2 separate regions of the Homo sapiens genome follow, and region 1 is linked to region 2. Evidence: read pairs that join two places in POLR2A ChIA-PET (ENCODE). Cell type or tissue: endothelial cell of umbilical vein. All regions are shown on one strand. Links, peaks and the distances in the headings refer to the core of each region. The heading gives the core; the rest is flanking DNA.

Region 1 (9,721 bases), core at 486-8,485, 110 kb before region 2:
TGGCACCTGGGGGGCAGAGGGGCCTGGCTGTATGAGGCCAAGCGGCCCTTGATTTGATTGAACACCCCTGAGACAGAGCCTACCCAGCCATGGCGGGGGGTCTTCAGGGCCTTCTGCCTGCCCCTTGCGCCCTTGTCTGCCCTGGGCAGCTGCCCTCAGCCTCTCCTGCACACTGGTCTGAAGGCTTCAGGTGTGTGGGGGGGTGGCGGGTGCTGGGCCGGGGCCGCAGGAGCTGGCCAGGCTTGGCCCTGAGTAAAGCCCTGGCCCAGGCGTGGCGGTGGTGGTGGGGGCGGGCCTCTGTGTGAGCGGGAGTGGTTCTGGGCTCATGTTACATTTTCCACTGGAAAAACAGCCCCATTTTGAATGTTGGCTCTGAGCGTTTTAAAAATTGCAAATATATCCAGTTTCCCAAACGAGTGCTCACCAGGCCAATGTGGTTGTTCCTGCCGGCCCTGTGGAGGGTGGGCACCCGGCCCAGTGGGAGTGAGGGGCTGGGGGCCTTGGGAGGGGAGGGTTGGTGCTGCAGTTCTGGGGAGCAGCCCTGTTGTCACAGCCTAGGGACACTGGGCCCCTGCCACCTAGATGGGCAACTGGGGCCCAAGCCCAGGTCCAGGGAGGTGGGGAAACTGAGGTCCTTGTGGCCTGGAGCCTGTGGGCCTGTCACTGAGGAACCCTCGGTCCTGAAATGGGCAGCACCTGGCCATGGCAGGCTGCAGCCCACACCGTGGTCAGGGAGCCTGGCTGTAGGAGGCCTCATCTCCCAGGTGTGCCCAGGTTCTGCATTCCTGCCGCTCCCTCAGGCACCTCCCCAGCCTGGCAGGGCCTCACTGGCAGGAGGCGAGGGAGCCCGGTGCAGACACAGGCTTCCGGGCTCTGAGTCCTGACTTGGGTCTGAGGCTTCACGATCCCTTTTCTGCAAAGGTGTCACCTGGTGCTGTAGTTGTGTGTGGGGCTGGGGTTTCGTGTGTGTGTGTGTACATGTGCATGAGTGGGGATGTACACGTGTACTGGGGTTTCCATGCACGTGCGTCTGTGCACACTTGAGCAAGTGCACATGTGGGTGCTCTGTGTGTGTGCATGGCGTGTGCGTTCGTGTGTGTGTGTGTGTGTGGATGGCGTGTGTGTTCTCGTGTGTGTGTCCCTCACTTCCCTACTGCCTAGGGTCAGGGCAGTGCTCAGGGTCCTAGCACCCCTTGAACAATGGGGTGACCAGGACTGCAGAGGGGCACGTGGCAAGGGGGTCCCAGGCTGCCTCCGTCTGTCCACCCAGGCAGGGTGGGCTGCGGAGGGTGCTGGCAGGCAGGCTCCTGGTTGGCCTAGTGCCCCTGGGGAGCAGGCTCAGAGGTGCCGTGCACTCTTCCCACTGTGCTAAAGCTTTGGGGCCTGTAAGGATGTTCCTGCCATGCCAGGCCCCTCCCCAAGCTGGGGTCAGGGCCCGTGCCCACTGCCCGGCACAGGCCTCCCGCTGGCTGGCTGCTCTCCTTGGAGGGCAGAGAGCATTCTTCAGAGTGGCATGGTTGCCAGACCAAATGACAAAAGTGCCCACTGGGTAGACCGGAGACCCCAGGCTGGCAGCCCGGCTGCACCCCCAGTTTCACAGGAGGCACTTTAACGCCAAAAACATCTGGAAATTGTTCCAAGGACTGGATTCCAGCCTTCGCCTTTGGAAGCTCAGCTGCCCCTGTGGAGGGTGGGAGGGCCGCTGGTTCCACAGGGCTGGAGCTGGGGCCATGAGTTCCATGAGCAATTCGGCCTCATGGGTGGCAGGCCCACGGCCACCGCAGGGCTGGCGGCACCCGCTCCCCTCCTGCTGCTCCCGCCTGCTGGCGCTGGCCACTCGAGCCGCCGTGCCTCTGAGTGTGGCCCCTCCGATGGCCAGTCTTGAGGTGGTGAGGGTGGTCATTCTAGAACTGTGTGTGCATGTGTGTGTGTCGGTGCACATGTGTGCATGTAGGTGTGTGTGTGTGTGTGCTTAGCTGAGGCTGCACCCCCCGGGGGGAGGCGCTGGCGAGTGCACACACACACACACACACACACACACCCCTGCATGTGTGTGCTGGCGCCTGTCAGCTCCTCCCCCGGAGGTGCAGCCTCAGCTAAGCCACCTCCCCCAGCCCCACCGGAGCAGGCGAGGAGCCACGGAGGGACCTCAGGGGGTGACCCCAGCCCCTGGGGGTCATGTGAATGGGGCTCCACCCAGGCCAGGAATCCGGCAGCACTTTTGTTCCTTTTCACAAAAGGCGAGCACGACGCCCCGTCTTGCTCACCGCTCAGTGAGCGTTACAAACGTTTGCCAACACGCACCTCCCTCTGCGCTGCCTGGCTGCAGCCAGCCAGGAGTGTCCGTCGGCTTCCACAGCTCCACTCTGCAAAGAAAACAAACCCAACAGCAAGGATGTTCTCCTTGAATGCTCTGGGCCGTGCTCTCGAATCAGCAGCCAGCCTGTCCTCAAAGGGGTCTTGGCTCAGAAACATCCTATCGTGCATCGTTTTCTGCCAAGTTTCAGTCTAAGATGTAAAAGTGGAGAAACCAGAAGCACTGCAAGTGAAAATAGAATAAAGGGAGACATCCCGTGTGGGAGCAAAGTAAGAGAAGCAACCAGCACAGCGGGCAGGAGGGACACTGGTGCCGCCACACCCGAAGGAGCCGGGTATCCACACTCCCGCAAGCCCTACCTCCCCTGGGGGCCCCCACCCACCAGGCCACACTCCCCTGCTGGCAGGAAACATGGAGTCAGGACCAAGTCACCTGCACCTGGGGCCATAAGGAGCTGAGCAGCCACCAAAGACCACCGTCCTCCAAACCGTTCTCCAAGTCCAGGGTCCTGCTGCTCTCCTCAACTCCCTCAGCCTCCCCAAATACTGAGTCTGAGAGTGCCCCCCAGCAGGGACTGGGCAGAAGTTTACACACACACACACAGACACACCCACCCCCACACACCAACACACAGACAAATATACACCCACCCCCACCCAACCCCCACCAACCCACTTCCACACCTACACCCACACATGCACACACGCACATCTACACATGCACACCCACACACACACCGACACACACACCGACACACACACCTCCACATACACCCCCGCACACTGACACACCCACACACACACCGACACACACACCTCCACAAACACACCCCCCGCACACTGACACACACCCACCCCCACACACTGACACATCCACCCCCCACACCGACACACACCTACAGTGACACCCGCACACTGACACACACCCACTCCTGCACACTGACACCCACTCCTGCACACTGACACACACCCCCGCACAGACACACACCCACCCCCGCACACCGATACACACACCTACCCACACACCCACCCCACACACCAACACACACCCACCCATCCCCGCACACCGACACACAACCCACCCCCGCACACTGACACACACCCACCCACTCACCTCTGCACACTGACACACACCCACCCCACCGACACACACCCCTGCACACTGACACACCCACCCACCCCCACACTGACACACACACACCTACCCACACACCCACCCCCGCAGACACACACACACCGACCCCCACACACTGACACACACACATCTGCACAAGACACCCACCCACCCACCCCTGCACACTGACACACACATGCACACCCCCAACCCCTGCACACTGACACACACACACCCACACACCCACACCCACACACTGACACACACACCCACCACCGCACACCTACCCACACACGCGTACCCACCCACCCCCGCACACAACACACATGCACACCCCCCACCCCTGCACACTGACATACACACACCCACCCTTACATGCACCCACAGGCACACATATACACCCACATGCACACCCCATATACATGCGTGCACACATATATACACATACACATACACACACCTACATACACCACCTACATACACCTACACGCACACATACATGTACACACCTACATGCACACATATGCATGCATACACACATCTGCACACCAACATGCACGCGCACACACGTGTCCACTGGCACAGAGCAGTGATGCACAGACACATTTCCCAGGCTGCCTGAGACCTGGGTGGCCGCGTGTGGTGCTTTGTGGCTGGGGTGTGCCCTAAGGGGTCAGGAGGGGCTGGGCCACACCCCAAAGGGTCCACATACTGAGGACAAAGGGAGCTGTGGAGGACCTTGTCCAGGAGAGGCAGGCTTCCTGGGTGCGGTGTGCAGGCTGCATGGGGAGCAGGGCGTTGGTTTCCCCGACTGCAGCCACAGACTGAGTGTGTCCATCCCCACAGCTCCTGCCAATTCCAACACTGAGAGTCTGTGTTTGGACGCCTCCAGTGACCACTGGCTCCGCGAGTGATGACTCACACCCATCACTCATCCCCTTCCTGAGTCAGCCGCGGGACCCTCTGCAGGGAGGCGTGCGAGTCATCGAGGTGATGCAACCCCTGCTTGGTCACTTGCTGACTCACGGACACCCCCCGCCCCAGCCCAGGGCCTCCCCTTCCATGCCGGACGGGCCTGGGGTGAGCTGCAGCCGGGCAGGAACGGCAGAGCAGGGGGCAGGGACCTGGGGGCGGGAGAGGCAGCCGGAACGGGGTGGCCGGGAGCAGGGCTGCTCTGAACGCAGACTGCTGGCCCTGGCTCCGCAGTACTCCCTCTGCTCTCTTGCTTGGTTTGAGGGACCCTCTTAAACCCTGCTCTCCAAGCCTCACGTGAATTGAACCAGCCACCACGTGGTCCCCGGAGGCGCTGAGCTGCGCTGAGCCCGGCCCCTCTCATCCTGGTGTTCTGGCGCCAAGCCCCCCAACCCACCCTAGTTGCAGGTCCGAGCCCTCCGGTGCCTGATCGCAGGCAGCCCCGGGCTCCATCGGGCTTAAGGCCACATTTCTCAGTGTTTCTATGAGGGCAGAAAAGACATTTCCTGAGAGTGGATTCCTGAGGTTTCTGAAGGTCCGTAAGTCCAAGAACCACATTCTTTCCAGCCCTCCTGAGTTCCTGCAGCCATGTTTCCCTTCCCTTGGGGAAAACGCAGCTCTGAGGGTCTGGAGCAGATGAAGGTCCCGTAAGTCCTACTCTCCCCAGCTGCCAGGGTAGGTGCCTGGTGCTCTGAAGGTCCTGGGGAGCCCCAGCCCCTTGCCAGGCATGTGAGGCCTTCCCAGCCCACACGTTCCGTGAGGACGGAGCCAGGTCCTGTGTTGCTTTCTGCTGCCTGGATGACTGGGAACGGAGCTGGGGTGTCCTCTGCTCTGCTGGAGCTGGAGCTGCCCTATTTAAGGCAATTCCTGCGCTGTGAGCCCTGGTGGGGCCACCTGGCGGGTTCCGCCAAAGCAACCTCACTGCCATGGGTGTTTTTCTGTTCCTGCGGTCATATGGGCTCTTGTGAAAGCAGTTTTCCAAGTAAATATGGTGATGATTTAAGTCTACTACATTTGGAAAAATGAGGGATGAACCCTGCAGCCCTGGTCCTGTCTCAGAGGCAGCTTTGGAGAACATCTGTTGCTGCCTCCGGAATCACCTGGCCCTGCCTGGGGGCAGCCACTGGCCCAGGCCAGCTCCTGAGCTGCCCTCCTGCCAGACTCGGAGAGGGGCTGTCTGTTCCCAGCCTCAGACCCCTGCCCCATGCCCATCGCCTGAGACTGTGATCAGACCCAGCCATGTGTCTGAATGAGCCTGGCCCGAGGAACAGTGGCCCTGAGAGGCATCTGAGCCCTGAGCCCCTCCCCACAGTGCAGGCCAGGGGTGGCCTCTGCTTCCCCCAAGATTCCAGGCTTTGTCTGATTTCCAATGGCTCTGGTCATCCTCACCCTGGTGCCTGTGGAGACCCTGGTGATAATGGCAATGGCCTCCCTTCCCTACATGGGTGGAAACTGCAGGTCCCGGCCCCTGGGGTCCTGGCTCTGCACTGCTCTCAGCCTGGCGTGGCCAGGAAGGACGCTGCCCAGCAGCCCCAGCCGCTTGAGGCCAGGAGAAAGTCGGGGTGGGAACGTCCGTCTCTGCAGTAGGTACCTGCCCCATCCTGGCATCACGGCCAAGGTGGCCACGCGTCTGTGGCAGGCCAAGAGCAGGGCCAATCCCAGGAACTACCCGAGTCCTGCACATGACTGTGGGTGTGTGCAGCCCGCACAACAAAGCAAACAGACAAGCCATCAACAGTGGGGGAATCCGTGTTAGGGCAGCCGGGTTCTGGCATCAACGCTAATATCGTTAACTTTTCTTTAAGTGTGGAATTCTTTCCCAGCTGAAAGTCACAAAAGGCTCTATTGATGGGGGTGTGGGTGGAGGGGGGCCCTGAGCAGACCCGGTACGAACGGGCACAGCACTCTGGCCAGGGCGGGTGCCAGAGCTGGCTGGGCGCTCTTCCGTGCGCTGCGTCTGCAATACTGGTCATCCCTCTGCGGGGACATGGGGGCCTCTCCAGGGCTTCAGAGAAGGGTGTGCAAAGACAGTGGTGAGATCTGGAGTTCGGAGTCTGGCGGAGGAGGTGCCCGCCGAGCTGCCTCTCGAGGGAGGCTCTCAGGATATCGGCCGCCTCTGCGAGGCTCAGTGCCTGGTGCCCTCCGCCTCCGAGCCCTTCCCCAGCAACCCCCCAGCCCTCCCCGACCCCTTCCCCAGCCCTTCCCGAGCCCACCCCGAGCCCTTCCCGAGTCCTCCCCGAGCCCTCCCCGAACCCTTCCCGAGCCCTCCCCGAACCCTTCCCGAGCCCTTCCGGAACCCTCACCGAGCCTTCCCCGAGCCCTTCCCGAGTCCTCCCCGAGCCCTCCCCGAGCCCTTCCCCAGCCCTCCCCCAGCCCTCCCCGAGCCCTCCCCGAGCCCTCCCAGAGCCCTTCCCCAACACCCACTCCCGAGCCCTCCCCAAGCCTTCCCAGAGCCCTTCCCCAGCACCCCCACCCCGAGCCCTCCCCCAGCCCTCCCCGAGCCCTTCCCCAGCCCTTCCCCAGCCCTCCCCGAGCCCTTCCCGAGCCTTTCCGCAGCCCTCCCCGAGCCCTCCCCGAGCCGTTCCCGAGCCCTTCCCGAGCCCTTCCCGAGCCTTTCCCGAGCCCTCCCCGAGCCCTTCCCGAGCCTTTCCGCAGCCCTCCCGAGCCCTCCCCGAGCCCTTCCCCAGCCATCCCCGAGCCCTTCCCCAGCCCTCCCCGAGCCCTTCCCGAGCCCTTCCCGAGCCATTCCCGAGTCCTTCCAGAGCCCTTCCCGAGCCTTTCCCCAGCCCTCCCCGAGCCCTTCCCGAGCCTTTCCCCAGCCCTTCCCGAGCCCTTCCCGAGCCTTTCCCCAGCCCTCCCCGAGCCCTTCCCGAGCCTTCCCGAGCCCTTCCCGAGCCTTCCCGAGCCCTTCCCGATCCCTTCCCGAGCCATCCCCGAGCCCTTCCCGAGCCCTCCCCGAGCCCTTCCCGAGCCCTCCCCGAGCCCTTCCCGAGCCTTTCCGCAGCCCTCCCGAGCCCTCCCCGAGCCCTTCCCCAGCCATCCCCGAGCCCTTCCCGAGCCCTTCCGGAGCCATGCTTCCCTAGCCCCGCTCCAATGTGAATTCGGTGTGCAGTCTTGGTTTTACCACCGAAGAATTTTAGGAATTTCCTCTTAGTCTGAAAACAAAACGTGTTCAAAACCTTTCTTCGTGTTTATAGTTGCTTGGGTTTGAACGCATTTTCATCCTCTCCAGAGCCGCAGCAGAGGCTTCCTGGCAACCAAGCTCGTGCTTGGGGAGGGGGCTCTGCGCCTTCAGGCTGCCCGGCCCCAACTCCCCTTGATTTGGGGGTCCAGGTCAGGTCAGTGTCAGGGTGCCACCCGGGAGCTGGCGAGGTGCACGCGGCTCCTCCCGCCTTGCAGTGGGTGGGCACACCTGCCTGGAGGTCCATGCGGAGGCGCGGGAACCGCTGAGGCGACTCAGGCCCGGGTGCGGGGATTTGGGTGTCTCTCGGAGGTCGCGAGCATCCAGGCGGAGCCCAGGCTGCAGGGGCAGGTCCTGCACCTGCACACCACCGTGACAGGTCCGCAGGTGTGGCCGGACCCATCTCCTTCCAGCCTGCCCACTTCCTGAGCCTGGCTTCTCCCTGGCCTTCCTGTCAGTTCTGGGGGCTTTCTGGATTGTTCTTTCAATAAAATTCTGTCTGTCGCGGCTGGCGGTGGAAGCCCAGGGCTCTCTACTCCCTCCAGGCAGCCTGTTTGCTGCACCACCCACCTCCAAACCTAGGACACCTCACCTGCTCCTGGGTTCCCAACGCCAGGCCCAGGGCAGGGCAGCCCCACTGCAGATGCTGTGTCCTGGCAGCGCCAACTTCGCGAAGGTCAAATTGTCACCCCCTCTCGGCAGCCTGCCGGTGTTGACTTTGCTGCAGTTGGGAAAATAGTGCTAGCTGGAAATTCTTTCACTTTCGATAAACACATCTAGCTATTGTAAACCAATACTTTGCTTTACACTATTCATCCATGGAGATTTTAAAGCTAAGAATGACTTCGGCCGGATGCCAGCCAGTTGCACTCCTCGAGGTGGCTGCCAAGGAAGGCCAGGCCCAGCCGGCCGCCACAGTGTGCAGTGGGCACTCGGCCTCGGGAAAGCCACCTGATCCGATGCGGAGCGAGACCCTCACTCAGGAAGGCCGGTCTCTTTCCAAGAAGTACCCAGTATGCTTTGATGATGATTTAGGTGAAGAAGGCTGGAAAGGGTGGTGGTGGTGAAAACTGTTCAGGGGGAGGAAAGGGAAGGCCATCCCGAGGGCGGGGCCCCAGCGTCCGTGGGGAGCATCTGTTACCCCTGGGGCTTCGTGCCGGCCCGAGCGACCTGAATATGAACTCGCTCCTATTAGAAATGGAAGCACACCCAGAGTGCTCCGGACAGACGCCCAGCCTGCTGTAGGAGCTCCTGTGGGCTCATCTGCCTTCGGAGCATGCACCTGCATCAGGCGACTGCAGCACAGTGAGACTGATGGGCTGCCCTGAGCACAGGGCACGAGGAACCTTGCGCTTCTCCGCGTATCCGGTGGGAGGCGCCCACACAGGGGCCTCCTGGAGGGTCCCTGTGGGAGGCTGTATGTGGGGCAGAGGTTCGGATGTGGCCGGATACCCACTCTCCCATACCGGGGGCCCTGCGCTGGCCACTCCAGCCACATGTGGCTGCTTCTGCTTTGTAGTGAGTGACTTTCTCAACCAAGCCTGGCCATGGCTCTCCACACGCCAGTCTCTTGAGCTGCAGGAGAGACCCCCCCAGAGGTCCTAGCCCAGTGGCACTGGCTACTGTCCCCTTCTGTGCCTGTCCCTGACTTGCCCCCAACTCGGCTCCGACTCTGCCCCTCCCCTCAGCCTCTCACCTGCCGCCCTTCCCCATCTTGGCTGGGCCGAGGAATCACTCACGCCCTTCCTCGGCGTATTAGTCCGTTCCCACGCTGCTATAAAGAACTGCCCAAGACTGGGTAATTTATACAAGAAAGAGGTTTAATTGACTCACAGTTGAGCATGGCTGAGGAGGCCTCAGGAAACTTAGTCATGGTGGAAGGCAAAGGAGAAGCAGGTCCCAGGGCGGCGGGACGGAGTGAGTGCAAGCAGGGGAAGTACCAGACGTTGATGAAACCATCAGATCTCATGAGACTCACGCAGTATTGCAAGAACAGCATGGGGGAGCCACCCCATGATCCAGGCACCTCCACCTGCTCCCGCCCTTGATACGTGGGTACTATGGAGAGTACAATTCAAGGTGAGATTTGTGTGGGGACACAGCCAAACCCTGTCACTCAGCTTCCCTCGGGTTTCCTG
Region 2 (9,721 bases), core at 574-8,573:
ACCGGAAGTGTCCCTGCTGACACAGAGCAAAATGACCACTTTTATGAGCGACATGAAACTGGGAAGGGGACCCAGATATCCTCCTGTCCCCATCCCCGTCCCCCAGCACAGGGCCTGTGTCCCAGCAGCCTGCTGGTAGACCAAAGCAGCCAAGGTAAAAGGCCAATCCCGGCTCTCCCCCCAGCCAGCTTCGCACCACTCAATCTGTGGGAAATTGAGGGCATCATATTTGGACCATGACTTACTTGTGGTTGTTTGTTTAATTGGTTTTGATGAGTTTGGTTTGCTTTTCTCTCCTTGTACGATTTGCCCATTTTCTGTCCTCGGTTTTTCCATGTCTGAGTAATAGTCTTCTTTTGTCTTATGCCCATCCCCCGTTTTTGCCAGAGCCTTCCACCCTCCTGCCTCAGTCTCCACAGCCTGCTCCCTCGGCCTCCTCTGGGCTGGCTGTCCTGGGTCAGCGGTGAGTTCTTCTTTCTTGGGTTACATGCTTTGCGGCTTCTTTGCTGAATGCAGTCAGGGGCAGGGGCAGGGGCAGGCCCAGGGAGCTCGCCTGTCTTGCCCTACAGAGTCTTCAGCTCCCAGCTCTTAGCTTGACCCAAACGAGATACTTTCACGCATGTGTGTTACAAACTGGAGCAAAACCGCGCACTTGGCAACTAAGGAGAGTTAGCCTGCAAAGAGAAATCTGGGATGGGTGGAATCTGTGACTTCAGTTATGACGGACTTTCAGGTGAAAAAATGTGTATTTATTTTGAGTGGACCCAGATGGCAGAACAAGGATGATTGGATACAGTTGTGGAGATGTAGTTCCTGCACTATGGACAGCTGTGGGCTGTGCTCCCCGGCAAGGAAAAGGCGAGCAGCCACCCCAGAGCGCCAGTGCAGAGGCTCCCTTGGCACTAGGGTGTGGGGCAGGTGTGGGCTCCTCCACCACAGGGCAGTGGGTGAGGAGCACCAGACCCACAGGATGGCTTCCAGGACCAGTCTGTAGCTCTTGGACTTTAAGGGCATACTGTTCTCTTTTAAAGAAAAGTTAAAACTGTGGCCTGATGCGCCTTTTTTTTTTTTTTTTTTTTTTGAGATGGAGTCTCATTCTGTCACCCAGGCTGGAGTGCAGTGACGCGATCTCGGCTCACTACAACCTCTGCCTCCTGGGTTCAAGTGATTCTTCTGCTTCAGCCTCCCAAGTAGCCAGGACTGCAGGTGTCCACCACTACTCCTGGCTAATTTTTTTTCTTCTTTGTATTTTTAGTAGAGACGGGGTTTTACCATGTTGGCCAGGCTGGTCTTGAACCCCTGACCTCAAGTGATCACATGCCTCGGCCTCCCAAAGTGCTGGGATTACAGGTGTGAACCACCATGCCTGGCCCTGATGCACTTTCAAAGTTTTCCATAACAGTGAGTTTTAAGTAGCCAAGCTCTAAATCTAAATAATTGCCCAAGGGTGATGGTTAAGGAGACTGCTGAGTGGGAAGAACAGAGAGTAGGGAGGCTTGGGAAGACCAGGTGAGGAGGAGCAGTCAGTCAGAGAAGAGCCTTGGCAGGAACTGAGGAGGGAGGCGTGGACAGCAGCATCCGTGGGAAGGAGGACTCCAGAGGCTCCTGACTTGGGTGAGGGAGCCAGCCACAGTGGGCCCTGGTCTTCCAGCCAGATGGGACCGCTTGCCAGAGGATCCTTGGGGTGTCACATTTCTAGCTGGAAACTTCTGTGGCTGGTGGCACCCTTGCCCGAGTTTTGCTTGGGCCCACTGGGCTTGTTCTGCCCACTCAGCCTGGCATGCTGCACTCAACTCACGCTACTGGCCTGGATCCCACACCTGCCAAGAGCGAGTCAGGCACAGAGCAGTGAGGGGTGTGTGAGTGAGCATGGGGTCCAGCCACTGTGCAGTCAGGCACACCCGCAGCTGCTGCAAGGTGGGCAGCTCCAGTGCTGGCATGGGCGCCCACTCTCTGCAAGGCTGCAGCTGGACCAGGTGCACTGCAAGCAGCTTCCACAGCTGGCACTGGGGAATGCAGTATGCCAGGAACCACAGGGCCCCAAAGAGGGAGTCCAACTCAGAAGGGGCAGGGCTCCTGCTTGTTCCTGGCCTGGGGGGCTCCCAAGTCTAGGCTCCCTGAAGGGCTGCAGCTCTTCTCTCCTTCTCTTCCCCCATAGCATGGCAAGCAAGGGGCATGTCTCAGCCCTGTTTGTGTTATACCAGCTCTTTTAGCCTTGCCATTTGACGGGTCCCAAGTTCTTGTCCTGTGACCAGGAAGAATGAGGTCTGCAGACAAGTGGAGGGTGAGCAAGAGGAAGACGAGCTTTATTGAGCGATACAACGGCTCAGAGGAGACCCGCAGGGGCAGCTCCTTTCCACAGCCAGGGTGTCACAACGCGTGTTCAGCTCCTAGCACAGAGGAGACCGTAGAGTGGGAAGCTCCTCTTGGCAGGCAGGCCATCCTGTCATCTCTGAGGCTCTCAGCAGAGAGGAGGCCCTGGAGTGGGTTGCTCCTGTCTGCAGACGGGCCATCCCTTTGTGCCTGCGGCTCTCAGCAGAGAGGAGGCCCTGGAGTGGGCTGTTGCTCTCTGCAGGCAGGTCCTCTTGTTGTCTCCCCAGCTCTCAGCAGAGAGGAGGCCATGGAATGGGTAGCTCCTCTCTGCATCTGGTTGCCCTGATGTCTGCTCAGCTCTGGTTGAGCCTAGGGCTTTTATGGGCCTTAGAGGGGAGGAAGTGCACTGTGATTGGTACATTGGCAGTCATGGGTAAAGGCACCAGAAGTTCCCACTCTGGTCTGCAGGACTGGCAGCCCAGTCCCCAGCCTTCAGGACCTCCCTGGCCTGAAGGTGGGGGCCTCACCAGGGACCTGCCCTCTTCCACCCAGGAACTTGTCTGCGTCCTGCTGCTATTCATGGTGTCCAGGCTATAGGTGCCAAGGGGTGCCTGCAGGCCAGTGCCAAGCTACCCTCAGCCCACCCTTGGCTTCCCTCCTATTCTCGGTGCTTAAAGTCTGGAGGGTGCTGAGGCAGCAGGGGGCTGGTGTATTAGCACTGCCCTGAGCGTGTGCACACCTGGCCAGGCTGCAACAGTGCCCAGGCTCGCCCTGACTTTACTCTGAGATCAAAGTGGACACTGACAGCAGGGAGAAGCCAGGCAGCAGAAGCAGGCACTTCCAAACCTGCGAAGGCCGGGGATGGGGCTTCCTGGGCCCCCTAGAGTGCAGAGATGCCTGGGTCTGCAGCCATGGTTTGGGTGGCTGTAGCTGCGCCTAGGAGAGGGGCTTCTCTCTGCTCCCGGCTTCCAGGAGCACAGGGATGCCTGGGTCTGCAGCCATGACTTGGGCAGCTGCATCTGTGCCCAGAGGGGTGGGGCTCCTGCCTGCTCCATGGAGCAGAAGGCCTGGATCTGCAGCTGGGACTTGGGTGGGGCTTCTGCCTGCTCTGTGGAGCAGGAGGTCTGGGTCTACAGCTGTGACTTCAGTGGCTGCAGCTGTGCCCAGGAGAGTGGGGCACCCATCTGCTCCCGGCCCGAGAGCACAGGGATGCCTAAGTCTGCAGAGAGCTACCACCCAACTCGGAAGGGGCAGGGCTCCTGCTTGTCCGCAGCTCCTGCCAGTTCCATGGAGCATGCAGCCCTGGCTGTGCCTCCCTGCTGCAGCTGGCATGATGGCACCAGCCACTTTAGATGGACCGTGGTGTCATCACTGAGACCCTGTCTTGACACAGCTGTCAGGACACTCTCTAGCCACACTTGCCTTCCTGCTGCCAGTGCCGCCGTGGCTCAGGTGGCTGCAGTTCCTTGAGATGTCCCAGTGGGTCCTGGGTGAGCCCATCCAGCTGATGGGCCATGAGGCAACAGGCAAGTGGACAGGCCAGCACTGTCCCCCTTCCTCTTCTTCTGCCCCTTCAACTGCAGGCTGGAAAATTCATATGTTACCAGGAAAACAGCCGGCTACCCAGGGCTATTTACCTCAGGGGCCAAGCTTCCCGTGGGATGAGATCGTTGGGCTCAGAGAACGTGTTGAGCAAACACAGTACTTTCTGTGAGCTGGGTTAGGTTGTAAAAGCCTTACAAAGAGTAACCTAATCATCAGCACAACCAACAGAAATAGATGTTTGTTTTTTTAATCATCATTGCATTTCACAAATTAAACAGAGGGTAAGTCACTTGCCCAGTGGCACACAGCTCTCAGGTGACAGACTGGGATTTGGATCCAGGCAGGCTTGTACAGACTCCAGAGTCCCAAATATGGCTTCATCCACAGTGTCGGAGCAGCAGCGAGGGCTCTAAGACCACCCAGCTCTCTTCCTGGCTATTTTTTCCATGCTACTCATCCCAAAACTTGATCTCACATTGCTCTGTTTCTTTCTCTGCCTCCATGCTTGATGCATTTACTTAATCTTTCGCAGGATGGGTCATTACTTTTTGCAATAGCACACTCAAAGGTAATGACCAAGATAAATTGAAAAGAGGATTCAACAGTATTCATTGTAAGATTGAATGGGATATAAAATACGTAATCAGCACTTGTGAGGAATATCACTAGATTCTCTTCTTCCTACTCCCCCTCCTTTTTTTTTTTTTTTTTTTTTTGCATTAAAACCCGGGAATTTGATGTTGATTGTGGCCTAAATGTTAAGCATATTCTGGATTTTCTACACCGTTCTGACACCACAGGTACTTGTTTCTTTCTCAGAAGGCAGGTGAAGCTCAGCTGTGTGGGGCTGTGCTTGGTGGCAGTGTGGGAAACGTGTGGAACTCACCATGGTGTTAGCAGCTTTTACTAGCCGTTTGCTTGGAAAACAGTCTCCGATCTGCACTTGCACACCCACCACGATGCCTTCTCCCCATGGCTCTGTGGACACCAGGAGGTCAGGGCACAGAGGACGTGCGACTTGTGCTCCTGTCTTGCTGCACAGTCTAAAGACCTCACGTACGTTTTGAATGTTCAACCACTATTAGAGTGAGAAATGGCATCCAAGATGCTTTTACTGAGGAACATTGACAACTGGAAAACAAATCAAGCTTGGATTCCAGGGAACACTGTCCAGATTTCCTGTTTTATGAATTTTACCATTCACTCTTAAGGCTGTTAGGTTTGAATAACTTGATAAATGATCAAGAGAAAACCATGCAGCATTATGTTCACTGCCAAGTAATATGGACGTAGAGGATGGCAGAATTCTGTAAAACCACTTCTGGAGTTCAACATTTAACCGAGCACATTTTACTTACCTGTTACCAGTGTGTCGCTTGGAATGTCTTCTATTAGGCATTTCTCCTCACGTTCCCCTGCGTGGAAATAAAAGGCAGTTGAAAATGGAAAACCAAAACATAAAAGAAATGTTAACATTTGCATTTCTGTTGCTTGAGCCACTTCTGATAATACTTTCTTTGAAATGGATCCGTTGCAAGTGCCACTGGTTAGTGGGTGTTTGTATTTCACTGGCTAATTTTGTAAAATTGATTTTTGTGAGAAGTGACACGTGGCGCTGACACTGGGCAGATACTTGCAGCAAATCCGACGAACAAGATAAAAAGGCGTAAGAATTTGGGGCCTTTCCAAGCTGATGATGCAGAGTTCTTTCTGATCCGCCACTGAAAAGATGTTGAAGCATTCTGATGGAGTGAAGAAGCTTCTAATGAAGATGGTGTCATGGAGTATGAGAAATGAGAGATGGGGAGGCAGGTGTAGGCAGGAGGGGAGGGAGGCTGGGTGTGGGGGTGAGGCTAGGCATGTCGAGGGGAGGCTGGGTGCGGTGGGGAGGCTAGGTGTGGGGGGGTGTGGCTGGGTGTAAGGGGTGAGTTTGGGTGTCTGGGGGGAGTCTGGGTATGTTGGGGGAGGCTGGGTGTGTGAGAGGAGTCTGGGTGTGTGAAGGGAGTCTGGGTGGGTGGGGGAGAGCTGGGTGTGTGGGAGGGAGTTTGGGTGTGTTGGGGGAGGCCGGGTGCCGGGGGAAGGCTGGGTTGGGAGGAGTCTGGGTGCGGGGGAGGTGGGTGTGGACCTGTGGGTGGGAGGAAGGGAACCTGGCTAAAGTGGAACCACCTGGACTAGGAAGAGCGCGTGCCCTGAAGAGACTAAGTCTGTTTCCTCATTTAAAAAAGGAGTGAAAATCACTTAGTGATCCATTAGGTCTTTTCAGCTGCGACATCCGGTGTTTTCTCTTTAAACCTTTTATTTAAAAATGTCTGTAGACTAACAAAAAGTTACAAAAATAGTGCAGAGGTCCTGTGACCCATTCGTCAACGCCCCCAGTGCAACGTCTTATGTGACTAATCACTGCAGGACTGCATCACGGGGACCGGGCATTTGACAGTGGCAGAGAACAGCTAGCTCGGCTGCAAAGCTCACGTGCTCACATTTTTGCACACGCTTGTTTTTTGTATGTGAGTGCACCATCATGAGAATGCTTCAGCGAGCCCTTTTGAGCACTCTGGAAAGAAGTGGGAAGATGGAAAGAATGCATCGTGTGGTTTGGAGCAAGTGCTGGCAGCCGAGGGCCTGGGCTGTCTGACTACACTGCTTCTCAGTGACGTGAGTGTGGACAGATCGACGGACCTCCGGGCCGTCACCCATAAGGCAGGGGCAGTGCATTGTCGCAGGGATTAGATGACACAGGCGGTGTGGGCTTCTCAGCCCTGGTCTGGTGCATAGTGGGCATTTGGTGAAGGGTGTAGCTGTTGCTTTTCTGGTGCCAGGTGGAGCTCTGGCTGGATTCCAAGCGTGTGGCAAGGGTGACCAGGCACGCACCTGCAGCTGTCTTCATCCACGACCTGCCCTTCCTCCTACCTAAACCCAGCTCCAGTTTCAGAGCCCACCTTTTCCTTCCTCCTCAGAGACCTCTCTCCCTTCCCACTGGTCTGTTCCCTCTGCCTCAGTCTCCCAAACAGCCAATGTTTTCCTTTAGAGATGTTCTGAAGCACAATGTTGACAAGCCTAGACTCTGGGGCCACACTGTCTGGGTGTCCCTCCTCTGCCCCTTACCTCCTGTGCGATCCTAGGCAAGTTCCTTAGTTGTTCTCTGCCTCAGTTTCCTCATCTGAGAGAATAAAGAGCCCACTTTATACGGTGGCTGTAAAGACCAAATGATACTCTCTGTGTAAAGTGCTAAGAACAGTCCCTGGCACACAGTACACTCTGTGTAAGTGTTTGCCAGTGTTATTTCATAGCCTGACATCTTGAGGGGTTGCCAGATAGGCTAGCTCCACTTCTCTACTTCCTCACACAGCTAAAAAAAACAAAACCGTCTATTCTAGAACAGTTTAAGCACATGAAACTAGAGAATTGTGTGATGAACCCCAAACTAGTTTTACTTAACCAACACACACACACCACACACACACTTTTAAAGTATGTCAGGTCAGAGGCCGTTTTCACCTATCGGCACTTCAGTATGCGTCACTAACTAGTGAGGACCTTATTAAATGAAACAGTCACCAACCATGCCATCACAGCAAGGTTAATAAGAATCCCTTCCTGTCCTCCGACACGCAGTTCACAGTCACATTTCCCTGATTGACTTAAAAGGTCTTTTTCACAGTTGATTTATTTTGATCAGTATCTAAACAGAATCCACACATGACACTTGGTTGCTATGTCTGTTAAAACTCTTTTATTTATAGGGTCTGCCTTCCCCACACAAGTCTCTTTCTTAACCCACTAATTTGTTGGAGGCCCTGGGGCCCTTGCTCTTGGCGGCCGGCATCCCAGATGTGGTGAAAGTGTCCTCAGGTGCCGTTGGACTCAGCACACCTTCGCTGTGACTGCAAATCTCTGGGGGTTCTTTTTGAGCTCACGCCCTGATCTGGAGGTGAGGACGGGGCCTGGGCACTGACACTGATGCTCCAGAGACTGTGCTGGGAGTGGCGAGGGGTTGGCTGGCTCTTCCTCCAGCTTCCCAGGTACTGGCGTGTGCAGTTAGAGTTGATGAGACTCGGGCTCAGACTTTAAGCTAGAGTTGCTGCTGAGTGCCTCCTGGTGCCTCACAGTGGAGGCCATGATGTCCAGGTGTCCTGCCTTGAGTGACCACAGCCCATCAGGGGCTCAGTGCTGTCCCCGCTTGCCCCTTGTCAGGTTCCCTCAGCCTCTGCCTGGCAGTTTTGACATCCACTCTCTCTCGATTCCTCTTTCCTCAGTGGTTGCTACAGGAGAACTTCTCACCAACTAGCTGCTTGCCCTGAAGCAGTTTGTACAGGAAAGGCCGGCCATGGGCTTGGTTCTTTCCCTAGAATTAGCAGTTTTCAAAGGAGTATGTTTGTTCCCTAACAGCCGCCATGTAACCAATGGGGATTCTTTAAAGTATCATTATGAATTCATGAGTGGCTGGGTATTTAATGCTTTTCTGATATATTGGAGTCATTATTCTTAATACTTAAATTGCCCAACCTTTGGCCAATGGTGACCCTTCAGTTTCACTCCTGTGTCCTTTAGACAGAATAACATTCACTCTTTAATATAATATAAAAGGCATTCACGTGAGGGGCATTTGCTTCTGCAGATCGTCATTGCCCTGAGCTTTCTCAGGGGACAGAGCTAGGAAAGGTTTTACTGTGGGCTTATTTTTAAATTAAAAAAGGAGCTCATATTCTCATGTCCAATCGAAGTGTAAGACTAAAGAGTTTTACTTCATTTCATTGAATATATACTTGTATCTCTTTTATGCCAAAAATCTACTTACTGGCATTAATACAATATATTTGCTTTATCCTTCAACATAGCTATACAGGCCATACCTTGGAGACACTGCAGGTTCAGATCCAGACCACCAATAAAGCAAACATTGCAGTAAACCAAGTCACAGAAATGTTTTTGTTTCCCAGTGCATATAAAAGTTATATTGACACTATATTGTAGTCTATTAAGTGTGTAATAAGCACTGTGTCTACAAAAAAGATGCATGTACCTTAATTAACATACTTTATTGCTAAAAAATGCTAATGATTATCTGAGCCTTCATGGAGTGGTAACCTTTTTGCTGGTGGAGGGTCTTGCCTTGATGTAGACGGCTGCTAACTGATCAGGGTGGTGGCTGCTGAAGGTTGTGGTGGCTGTGGCAATGTCTTAAAATTAGACATCAGTGAAGTTTGTCATATCAATTGATGCTTTCACAAAAGATTCCTCTGTAGCATGTGACACTTTGATAGCATTTTACCCACAGTAGAAAGTCTTTCAAAATTGGAGCCAGTCCTCTCCAATTCTGCTGCTGCTTTATCAACTAAGTTTATGGAATATTCTAAACCCTTGGTTTCATTTCAGTGTTCATAGAATCTTCACCAGGACTAGATTCCATCTCAGTAAACTACTTTCTTTGCTCATCCATAAGAAGCACTCCTCATCAGTTCAGGTTTCAGCCTGAGATTGCAATAATTTGGTCCCATCTGCAGGCTCCACTTCTAATTCTATTTCTCTTGCTGTTTCCACCACATCTGTAGAGACTTCCTGCACTGAAGTCTTCAACTCCTCAAAGTCATCCTTGAGGGTTAAGATCAGCTTCTCCCAAACTCCTGTTCATGTTGATATTTGTATGTCCTCCCATGAATCATCAGTGTTTTGAATGGCATCTGGAATAGTGAATCCTTTCCAGAAGGTTTTCAATTTACTCGTCCAGATTCATGAGAGGAATCCCTATCTGTGGCAGCTATAGCTTTACAAGATGTATTTCTCAAATAGTAAGACTTGATAATTGAAATTTCTCCTTGATCCATGGGCTGCAGAATGGATGTTGTGTTAGCAGGCATGAAAA

What was found. Peaks named below come from ENCODE experiments on the same cell type or tissue, not always from the same donor. Only the 100,000 strongest peaks of a DNase experiment are listed, where the experiment ranks them.
Region 1: POLR2A ChIA-PET joins it to region 2 with 19 read pairs; 3 of 35 experiments call an interaction of 5 or more read pairs at or near these places.

What each region holds. Positions count from the first base shown.
Region 1 is chr4:1,039,419-1,049,139 of GRCh38, forward strand. All of the region lies in intron 1 of LOC105374343 (a long non-coding RNA gene), which reads left to right. Among named protein-coding and RNA genes, the nearest start is that of FGFRL1, 33 kb to the left of the region's middle. RefSeq lists an enhancer at 1-392 and silencers at 1,922-2,120, 2,501-2,682. In endothelial cell of umbilical vein, for the core only: no CTCF peak of the experiment used is centred there; DNase peaks (open chromatin) are centred at 4,393, 4,943, 7,413 and 8,323; H3K27ac peaks cover 1,285 bases.
Region 2 is chr4:1,148,387-1,158,107 of GRCh38, forward strand. All of the region lies in intron 1 of LOC124900647 (nascent polypeptide-associated complex subunit alpha, muscle-specific form-like), which reads left to right. LOC124900837 (hornerin-like) reads left to right here. Exons shown (of 2, transcript XM_047416541.1): 2 at 1-5,314. Among named protein-coding and RNA genes, the nearest start is that of SPON2, 19 kb to the right of the region's middle. RefSeq lists enhancers at 1,372-1,872, 1,873-2,373. In endothelial cell of umbilical vein, for the core only: no CTCF peak of the experiment used is centred there; no DNase peak of the experiment used is centred there.